2 separate regions of the Mus musculus genome follow, and region 1 is linked to region 2. Evidence: chromatin contacts called from ENCODE Hi-C or POLR2A ChIA-PET data. All regions are on one chromosome and are shown on one strand. Each heading gives the region's core, a stretch centred on a gene start or an enhancer-like site at or near the end of the contact. The rest is flanking DNA. Distances are from core to core; before and after follow the strand shown. Region 1 has its middle 23 kb from the start of Gm4668. Region 2 holds the start of Tgfbr2 (transforming growth factor, beta receptor II).

Region 1 (4,859 bases), core at 2,062-4,561, 38 kb after region 2:
ACGCCTCTCTCATGGCTTTAGGGCACTGCTTTCTTGGCATGTAGTTGTGTGAGTGAATTTTTTTTTTAAGTGGCACCCCATAAAACCATGAAAAAAATCAGTTCCCAAAAGAAATCAATTTATTTTATTTTAATGTGTGTTTAAAGACCATCAAGAATGCAATCTACTTTATTGTTTGAGTAAAACAGGCACGATGCCCTCATGCTTTCCAAGGAGGAAGAAGACTCGTGTATAGTAAGTTACACCTGAGGCAGCCTGTTAGTATAGGATCTGAAACCTCAGGGGATAAATCCTTGCCCGCTTGAGGGAGGGGGATGAGACAAGAGCAGACCGTTTTATACATGGAGCAAGTTTTCAGTTTGCTTTTGAGGCCAGACCTCATGGTGCACAGCTGTAATTCCAGCACACAGGCCGCTGAGGCAGGAGGGTTGAGAGTTCAAAGCCAACCTGAGCTGCAAACAAATAAAAACCATTCCTCCCCTTAGGCCCCTACCACTCCTTCTCTTGGATGTTTTTCTGGTCTCCAGGCCTCCCCAAAAGATCTTTTAATGAATAACATTTTGGACAAGCAGTCTAGAAATTAGGTTGGGGAGATTAGCAGAGCAGGTAGAGGGTTTCAACAGATAAGCTCGGCTTACTGGAGCCGCCTTTGAAGAGTTCTAGACATCTATATATCTAACTGGTATTTCCTACATTATATGTTGTGTGTCTTGAGGTGAGGGTACCTATGTGTAGGGGCCAGGAAACTGGAAAGAGGCTCAAGAGGAACAAAAAGAAACTTTAAGGGTAGGGGCAGGTAAAGAAGGCTCCTGGCTTGCTTTATGTTAGTTTGGCACAGACTAGAACATCCGAGAAGAGGTTCTCAGTTGAAAAACAAAATGCCTCCATAGGATTTGCCTGTGGGCAAGTCTGTGTGGCATTTTCTTAATTAGTGATTGGTGTGGGAGGGCCCAGCCCACTGTGGGTGGTGCTGCCTCTGGAAGGTGGTCCTGGGTGCTATACAAAAACAGGCTGAGCAAGCCACGGGGAGCAAGACAGTAAGCAGCACTCCTCCATGGCCTCTGCATTCCCTCAGTGACAAAGTGTGATCTTAGAGTTGGAGCATGAAGTAAACCCTGTCCTACCCCAAGCTGCTATTGCTTATGCTGTCTTACCACAGCAATAGAAACCCAATGAGGGTAGAGGGGAAGGACACCCGTGGGATGTGAAGGGGCTGAGACATTCCTGGGCGAGGAAGGATGCATCTGGAAAGGTGAGGCACAGAGATGCAAGTAAAATGGGGCTTTACCTGACCTGCAGCTGGTCAGGCACCATCCTGGTCATTCTAATCCCTTGATACTGTGTTTGAATGGCAGCTACGTTGTAGCAGATCGTAAAGAGCTAATGTAAAAGTAAAATACAAATAAAAGAGAAGAACGATAAGTATAAAATCTAAGTCTGTAAACAAACGAGTGACTATCAGACACTAAAACATTAACATTCATTTTACATGTCCCCCACATCCGAGCCCCTCTAAATAAAGTTTTATTAGAACACAGGCACACAGTCACCTCCTATTGTCTCTGGCTGTTTTGGTGTTCCAGGGGCTGAGTTGGGAGACTATAATAGACTATGTAGCCTGTGGAGCATGAAGTATTTGTTCAATGTCAGTATAATGTAGGTAAATAATTAAGGTGCAAATTTTAATTCTTCATCTCCTCTATTGTATATCTCAAAACAAAATCTACAGATTTCACGGCCATGTTCTCTTTCTGTCTACTCTGTGCTACATGAGCAGCTTGCAACATTTATAACATGATACTGTCAAGTAACACTACTTGAAATTCTTTAGTCAGTTGCTGATAGCACAAAACATAACTGTGGGTCGGCAGGATGGGTCAGTGGGTAAAAGTGCTTGCTGTCTAGCCTGGCAACCTGAGTTCAATCCCCAGGACCTACTGGTCAAAGCATAACCCTGTGTCCCACACACAGTGTTCTTGGACTTCCACATTCTGGCCCTGACACGTGCTGCATACATACCCCTGCCCTCCCTGCCCATACGAATGTACACAAAATACACAAAAATGTAAAAATGAAACCATATCTCTCACCTCAACGGGACTTGAACTTTTTGTGGCTACAGAATGAAAGAACGTCATGAATCCAGGCACTTAGCAGATCGGACGGACAGTGGGGAAGCAGTAATGTAGGTAGGAGGGTTGAAACAGAGAACCTGTGCTGTGGTCTCACGCTATCTGATGACATTCGCAGCTCGAGGGCCACTAGAAAGCAGCGGTTTGCTCAGTTATACCTGACAGTTGACAGGATGTTAGATCACACACAGAAGCGGGCGAGGAATGAGTATTGGGAAGACTTAAGATAGACCAAGATAATTTTAGCTCTCAATTTGCAACGTTCCTGCTCTCTATAAACACAATGCTCCAATTTCACACTCAGCCCTGTTGAATCTTCAAGAACATAGATTGATAAGTCTCCCGCTACTTGCTGGGTACTTTGCTTTATAGTGTTGTCTTGTTTGTTTGTTTGTTTTTAATCTTCCCCCCAACCCACCCCAGGGATGGATGATAAATTGATATCAAGTCACCAGGAAAAAAAATGCCCTATCCTTCAGCTAAAATTAGACAGCGCCTATTGTTCCGGTGTGTTATCCGTGTGCATTGAGCTCACCATGTAGGGGTGGAGACTGAGTGTGTGAGAATTACTGGGGGTTGAATGATTAAGCTCAGATGAGGTGGAAACAAACCCTTCTCCTGCAGGCCTGAGATGAGAAGCAGTGAGCTTCTCTAATCCTGTGGAAGGGAGGAGGCAGGGCAGGAGAGTCACCTGGGCTGTCTACCCAGGAGTGCACAGCACAGCGGCCCCAGGGAGAAAAACCCTGGCTCCAAGAGATGGGTGGAGAAGAGTAGCTTCAGAAATTGTTCTTTGAGCTCCACACATGTGCTGTGGTATGGGCACATCTCCACACATATGTCACATATACATGTGAGTGCACGCGCATGCGCACATGCACACAAGTTAAAAAATAAAAGATAATGGTGCTAGTGCATGTTGTGCATGCCTGAGTGCCTATGTGCATGGGAGTGTGTGTGTGTGTGTGTGTGTGTGTGTGTGTGTGTTCGTGCCTGTGTGCTGTTTCTATCCACAGCCCACTTTCCACTGCTCACAAATCTCTCCAAATGGAGGGGACAAGTGCCTGGCTATTGTTTACACATCCTATATGTTTCAGGAAGAAAGCCACCCTTCCCACACTCCCCAAGGTCCCCCAACTCTAGAGTCTGGCAAGTGGCACACAATAGGGAGCTCTTGTGGTGTTTAGCCCTTTCTCAAAAGCCTGTGCAGGAGACAGGATATCAGAATAAATGGGTCATTGTTCTGCTGCGTTAGGGGCCATTCTGCTGTTCCTGTCCCTGGACAAAGACACAAATGCAGGGAGGTGTTGGCAACTGCTTCAGAGAGCACATTCCAAAGCCTTCCTCCTCGAGCTCTCCGCAGAGCAGCTCTTCTGGCAGGCAGCAGCTGGGAAGAAGGGCCCAGAACATGCCTTGAGGAGACAGTTCTAGGTTCATTTCGTGCCTGCCGCTCACTAGATCTCACCTCTTCAGCATTTTTTTTAAATAACATTTTTTTGTTTATTCTTTGAAATTTTTCTAAATGCATACAAGTCACCTCAATCATATTCAACCCCATACTCTTATCTCCAAATCTCCCCTGCATTCCCTTCTGCCACGCCTCCCAACTTTATGATCTCTAGTTACAATTATTAATCAATCAATCAATCAATCAATTAATTAATCCACTGAGTCCAGTTAGTGTTGTCCATGTGTGAATGGATGGGGGTAGCATCCACTTGAACATGAGCAACCCACCAGTGGCCACACCTCAAAGCATAGTGACTCCCTTCCCTCACCCCTAGCCAGCAACTTCTCAGCAGGGAGTGGGGCCTCAGGAACCCTTACTCCCCGCTGGAAAATTTAACACTTTGACCTTGGCTTCTGTAGGGTCCAGTGTGCAATGGCCAGGTCATCCCCACAAGTGAGCATTTCCCAGCACCCCTCCCCACCCCCCTAACTCTTCTATTCCTCTTGGCCCCTGTTTTGAAACGTCCCTCCCAAGCCCCCAGTCTGTGTGGAAAGCCCAGAGGCCTTTCCTTGGGAGCTTGTTTTTCTGTAAGGTCTTTTTCCAGCTTCCTTAGAAAGGATAAAGGCCTGGAGAGACAGCTCTGACTGCTCTTGCAGAGGTTCTGGGTTAAATTCCCAGAGCCCAAACAGCAGCTCACAACTGTCTCTAATTCCCACTGCAGGGAATCGGTCACGATCTTCTGGCCGCATATATGTGGCATACAGACATGTATACAGAAAAAAAAAAACACTTTTACACATAGGACAGCAGAGCAGGGGTCTCCTTCCGGTGTCACTGACGAGATACATCCTGCTGGCAGCTGGAGATGCTGCCGTGTGACCTACTGTGGTTTGGGTCTTTGAAGCATTGGTCTCTTCTCCTTCCTAGCTAGCTCTCTCTTTCATGTCTTCTGTTGCTACCTGGGAAAGAATTGTGCTTCTGTAAGGGTTCTGAGAATCACTGGAAGAAGATCTCAGACTCAATAGTATGTAAAGACAAAGAGACTTTATTCTGCAGAAACAGCTAGCTTGAGGGAAGCCAACCATCCAAACGAAATGGTGACCTTGGAGCTCACAGGCCTTTTTAAAAGCCAATTAGGGTTTTCCAGTTGTGGTTGGGTCACCTTCATCAGTATTGGTTGAGCTTATGGTATAGGATATTGTATACTTCTGATTGGTTCATACCTCGAGGGAGAGAGGGTTACTTTACAGGGACTTTTTGATATTCGTTGTGAGGCCCTG
Region 2 (5,110 bases), core at 1,897-4,396:
ACACATGCATACACACACACACAATCAATCAATCAATCTTTAAATTAGAAGTTGTCTAAGTATATTTCTTGTCAGCTGAGGAGACGTCTCAGCTCACTTGCCATGCATGTGTAGGGACCTGGAATCAGATCCCAGCACCCACATAAGTAGCCAGGAGGATGTACTGGTCTCCTCTAGTGCCAGCACCCAGGAGGCAGACACTGGGGGGGTCTACACGGCAAGCTAGCTAGCAGGACAAACCCACACAGTGCATCCTGGGTTCAGCTAGAATCCCGGCACCATCTAAGAAGCCTGCCTTGGTAAATGAAGTGGGGCAACTGAAGAAGACACCCAATGCCAACCTTCTCCCTCCACACCCATGAGCACCCAATGTCATCTCTGACCTCCACACTCTTGAGCACCCAAGTGTACGCCCACCGTATTACAGGGCTCATGAGCACCCAAGTGTACGCCCACCCTATTGCGTGGCTCATGCACAGAACCCCCAGAGAAACATGAGGACAAAAGTTTAAAATAATTTTTTTTTTTTTAGTGTAAATTTCTCTTACGCTGAAATCGCTTGCTCATCTGTCAGGCTGGTACGCATAAGACATGTGTTTGTCTTGGACTGACTGGGACTTTGTAAAGAATCTTGTTCCTTCCCTTTGTCTATTGCATTAAGGTATCTTGAGAAACTGCCTCACAATTTACCACTCTGTCAGGACAAATCTCTACACCTTTCCCCTCTGTGGAAACTGAGAAGGCCAGTGGAATTCCAAGTGTCCTTCCACGCGCCCTTTCCCTAGGAGCTGTCTTCCCACTTAAAACCATCTTTAAAAACTTTGACCACATAGGTACAACTCAAAACGAACTGTCCAAACATCCTGGAATGGCAATTCCATAAAATGTTAAAAAAAAAAAAAAAAAGCCCTCTCCGTCTTATAAAACTATTTAAAGCCCAAATTAAAAAGATCCACCAAGTCAGTCAGCTAATTGTTTAAAACTGTGCATAAATATGACTCACAAGCTACAAAGCCTGGAATTCGAAAATCACAAATCTTAATCTTGTAAACAAAACTCAAACTGGGGCCTCTGGACTTCGGTTCTTCTCGAGCTAAAGCAAACGTTTTATGTACACAAAGGGAAGGATATTCTTTCTGATGGTCTTCAGCAAAACCCAGCAGGGTTTTTTTTTTCTTTTAATTTTTTTTTCTTGTGTGTGTCTATATGTGCTTGGGGTAGGGTTTGTGAGCACAGGAAGGGGCAGAGGAGGAGACCAGGGGTCCTCTGTCACTCTCCATGAGTCTCTATCACTCTCTTTGAGTCTCTCTCCGAACCTAGAGCTAACCTGGCATCGAGCAATTTCCAAAGGGTTTCCAGTCTTCTCTCACTAGTGCTGGGCTGGCAAAGAACCACACCCAACTTTGCATATGGGCCCTCGGGATTTGAACTCACGTCCTCAAGCTTGCACAGCAAACACTCTTAGCCACTGAGCTAAATCTCCCAAGCCAGCTTTAAGGGCCTGGGTTAACATGAGAGACAGTTGACCTTTCTGGAACTGCACTTCAATGGAAACCAACGACACGAACGCGGACTTTATGAAGCAACAGGACTAAAACCTGTTAGGATTTTTGCTGTTTCCCTTTGTGTGGCTCTTCCCTTCTGAAATGGTCCACTGCTGTTTGCAACACGATCCAAAACTCTTAAATCACCTCAACTACCGATGTCTGCAACGAGCTCTCTTGCACCCTACTTCCGCGCTCCCCAACACACACACACACACACACACACACACACACACACACACACACACGGCCACCGCAATCTCTGCATTTCACCCCAAATCGACCCTGGCCATCCTCTTAGTTACTAGGGAAGGTCATGGAAAGCCAGTGATGAAAAGAGTGTAAACTTTCACAAACTGAACCACTGCATTGTACAGTAGGGAAAACTGAGGCCCAGAGTCATGTGACTTGCCCAGATCGTGGCCCTAACTCTAACTTTAGAGTTAAAATGCCAGATTTTAAACTTTCCAAGCAAACCCTTAGGAAGGAGCCCTAGAGCCTGCTTTTCTCCCTTAACTAACCCCTGCGATGGGACCTGGAGGACAACCTGGGTTAGGTGTTTCCATTGAATAGTAGCTGCTGAGATCTTTCATTCCAGGCAGCATCCCTATAGTCCATCACTTAGTAGGCATGCACTAGATTTTTCTCAGCCATCAACCTGACCACCCTCACTGGGTCCTCATCCCGGCAGGCCAGGAATCAGCGAGGATAGAGATCAGTTCTCTTCTCTAACTTGTATCCAGTGAGTCACGGCCCAGAATCCCTCCCGAGATGGCAAAGCTGAGGACTGAGAGTCTGGCTCAGTCGCGGTGTCTAGGGCAGTAAGCGGCCCAGGTGTGCAGCAGCTGGGCGTCCAGTCCCCTGCCGATGCTCCTCCAAGTTCCAACTTCTTAAACTTCCCTTTCCGGGGCTCCAGGCCCCTCGCGGCCGACCTGGCCTTTCGTGCGCGCACAAAGGGGGTCAGGAGCGTCCCCAAGTCCCCTGCAAGTGGACTGTCCTGCTCTTTTGCGAGAGATCTTGCCCGGATCCCCGCGGGCCTGAACCGACTCGGGCCGCTACAAACTTCCCGTTTCCGCTCTCGCACCGGGTCCCGCGGCCGACTGTCAATCGCTGCCCTGGGGGCTGGAGGAGGAGCGGGGAGCCCCAGTGAACCCCCAGGGTCGCGCCCTGGCCACTCACTCACCCGACTTGGGAACGTGCGGCGGGATCGTGCTGGCGATGCGCGTCCACAGGACGATATGCAGCGGCCACAGGCCCCGGAGCAGCCCCCGACCCATGGCAGCCCCCGTCGCTCGTCATAGACCGGCCCCTGGTGCGCCACGAACCGAGCCTCGGGGACCCCGGGCTGCGCCTTTACTCCTCGCCCTCTCAGGATGCGGGCCAGATGTGGCCGGCGATCCCCGGAGCTCGGAGGCCCGGAGGAGGCCCCCGGCGGCCGAGGAGAGCTGAGCAGGAGGCTGGGGCTCCGTCCCCCAGGCGAGCGTGTGCGCGCGCGGGGGGTGTCGTCGGTCGGTGCGCGCGAGTGACTCACTCATCAACTTTACCCGGGCGCCGAGAGGGAAACAGGAAACTCCTCGCCAACAGCTGGGCAGGACCTCTCGCCGCCGGAGAGCCTTCCAGCTCCGGCCCTCTCCTCCAGCTTCCAGCCCTCGCCTTCCTCCGGCCGCCAATCAAGGCCGCTGGATTGGACCTTGCCTGGACTCTACAAACTTTTAGCTGCCCACTCCCAGCGCTCCCACGCAACCCCCACCCCGCCAAGTCTGGGCTCCAAGTTCAAACTCAGAAGTGACTAAGCGCACTTTTCGCAAAACAAGCTCGAAAGTGGTGTAAACCACTTTCCTTGATACACCTCCAGGCACCCCCACACCTTCTAGGCATTACTCCCAGGGGCTTCATAATTCCATTGAGACCCAGGAGAGAGCTCTGAAATGTAGCTTCAGAGTCCCGAACACGTTGCTTCCCCTAATAAAATAAAGGTAAGCACTTCTTCACTAGAGCTTAGTTTCAGTTTTATGTACATGCATGTGTGATCACGTTGTAAAGGACTGTTTTTTACTGTGGAACAAAATCCAGGAGTTTGTCTCAGAGTTTAATGTGCGTATTAATCACGTTGGGTTGTGAATTTAGCTAACCTGCAGGTTCTGGTTCAGTAGGTCTGAACCCAGAGTGTCTGCATGTCTAATGAGCACCTGGGTAGAGCCTCCCATTGGAAGGACCGTTTCCTGGGCGTGGTTTGCTGGGTGAAGCTCTGTGATCAAGGTAGGGCTGATATTTTCAGGGTGTTGCCTCTAAGAAACTAAAGAAATTAAAGTATGTTTGGGGCCAGACGATGATGGCACACGTGGGCGGGTCTCTGTGAGTTCAGGGCCAGCCTATTATACAGAGTGAGTTCCAGGGCAGCCAAAGCTATACTGTCTGGGAAAACAAACAAACAAACAAACAAAAACCCAAAAAACAACAAAAAAAAGTGTCTTTGGTGGTGGAGTCTGCTTTTCAATGATCGCTCTTCGATAAGATAATTCGAGTAAGGAGAGAAAATACTTGGCTGGAGGTAGAAAGGCTATCAGTAGGAAGACCCATCAAAATTTCCATTCTTTCTGGGGTGACCATGTTTTCCAGAGACAATCTCTACAGTGTGTGTGTGTGCGTGCGCGCGTGCGCCTGTCTGTGTGCAGCACGGCCTGTTTTTTTGTTTTTGTTTTTTTGTTTTTTTGGTTTTTGAGACAGGGTTTCTCTGTATAGACCTGGCTGTCCTGGAACTCACTCTGTAGACTAGGCTGGCCTCGAACTCAGAAATCTGCCTGCCTGCCTCTGCCTTCCAAGTGCTGGGATTAAAGGCGTGTGCCACCACTGCCTAGCTGCCTGATTTGTTTTTAAGGGTTCATTTTACTGTATGTGTGAGTACCTTGCTTTCATGTCTGTATGTGCATCATGTGCATGCCTGTTGCAGAAGCTATAAAAGGACATAGAACCTTCTGGAACTCGGGTCACCCAAGGCGGCACAAGCCACGCATCCAGGAGGTGACTATGTGAGTGCCGGGAACTGACTCTGGGTCTCTGTAGAAACTGCACATGTTCTGCATCTCAGAGCGGCCTCTCTAGTTCCCTGCCTCAAATGAGCTTCCCACTGATCCTGGAGATGGAAGATGAGCTAGACCAGCTAGTCACCAACCCAGACATCCTCCTGTCTCTGCTTCACCAGTACTGGGGGTTCAGATGCATCTGTGCCAGCTCTGTATGTATGTGTGGGGGTGTGTGTATATGTATGTGCACATCTGAGTGTGAGCTCATGCACATATGCTGAGGGTAAATTTGTTAAAATTGGATTTCTGAGTTTTTGATTCAGCACCAAACACTGCTTCTGGATGCACCTTCTAGGAAAAGGTCATCTTTTATCCAAAGAGTTCTTGTCTCGTGCATCTGGTGAGAGAATGCATGGATAGACAGTAGGAGGGTGCGCGCTGCTCAGCGCACATGCAGTCGTGCACTTATACCGTGTTAGTGAGGGAGACAGGCTGAGTTCAAAGTCGGATTCCCCATCTTCCTTCTGGGGTGGTCTTCTCTCA

Evidence for each region. A loop is a pair of places that touch in the nucleus more often than their neighbours do. ChIA-PET counts read pairs that join two places held with the same protein, here RNA polymerase II (POLR2A).
Region 1: a map of heart shows a loop between it and region 2 (1.9-fold over the local background). The contact joins the enhancer-like site here to the promoter of Tgfbr2 in region 2. A Hi-C loop is called at or near these places in 5 of 37 maps with a recorded cell type or tissue (CH12.LX, T-helper 2 cell, heart and 1 more). POLR2A ChIA-PET finds 5 or more read pairs at or near these places in 1 of 5 experiments (Patski).

What each region holds. Positions count from the first base shown.
Region 1 is chr9:116,210,045-116,214,903 of GRCm38, forward strand. No RefSeq gene overlaps it. Among named protein-coding and RNA genes, the nearest start is that of Gm4668, 23 kb to the left of the region's middle. Within about 2 kb of position 3,312, at least 1 of the 3 ENCODE cell types and tissues checked has a DNase peak (open chromatin) inside an H3K27ac peak, as active enhancers do; it is heart, where a contact is called at or near this core.
Region 2 is chr9:116,172,217-116,177,326 of GRCm38, forward strand. Tgfbr2 (transforming growth factor, beta receptor II) reads right to left here and starts at 3,147. Exons shown (of 8, transcript NM_009371.3): 1 at 2,728-3,147. The coding sequence starts at 2,821. It overlaps Gm40582 (a long non-coding RNA gene), which reads left to right and starts at 3,428. Exons shown (of 3, transcript XR_871320.3): 1 at 3,428-3,520; 2 at 3,695-3,803; 3 at 4,495-5,110.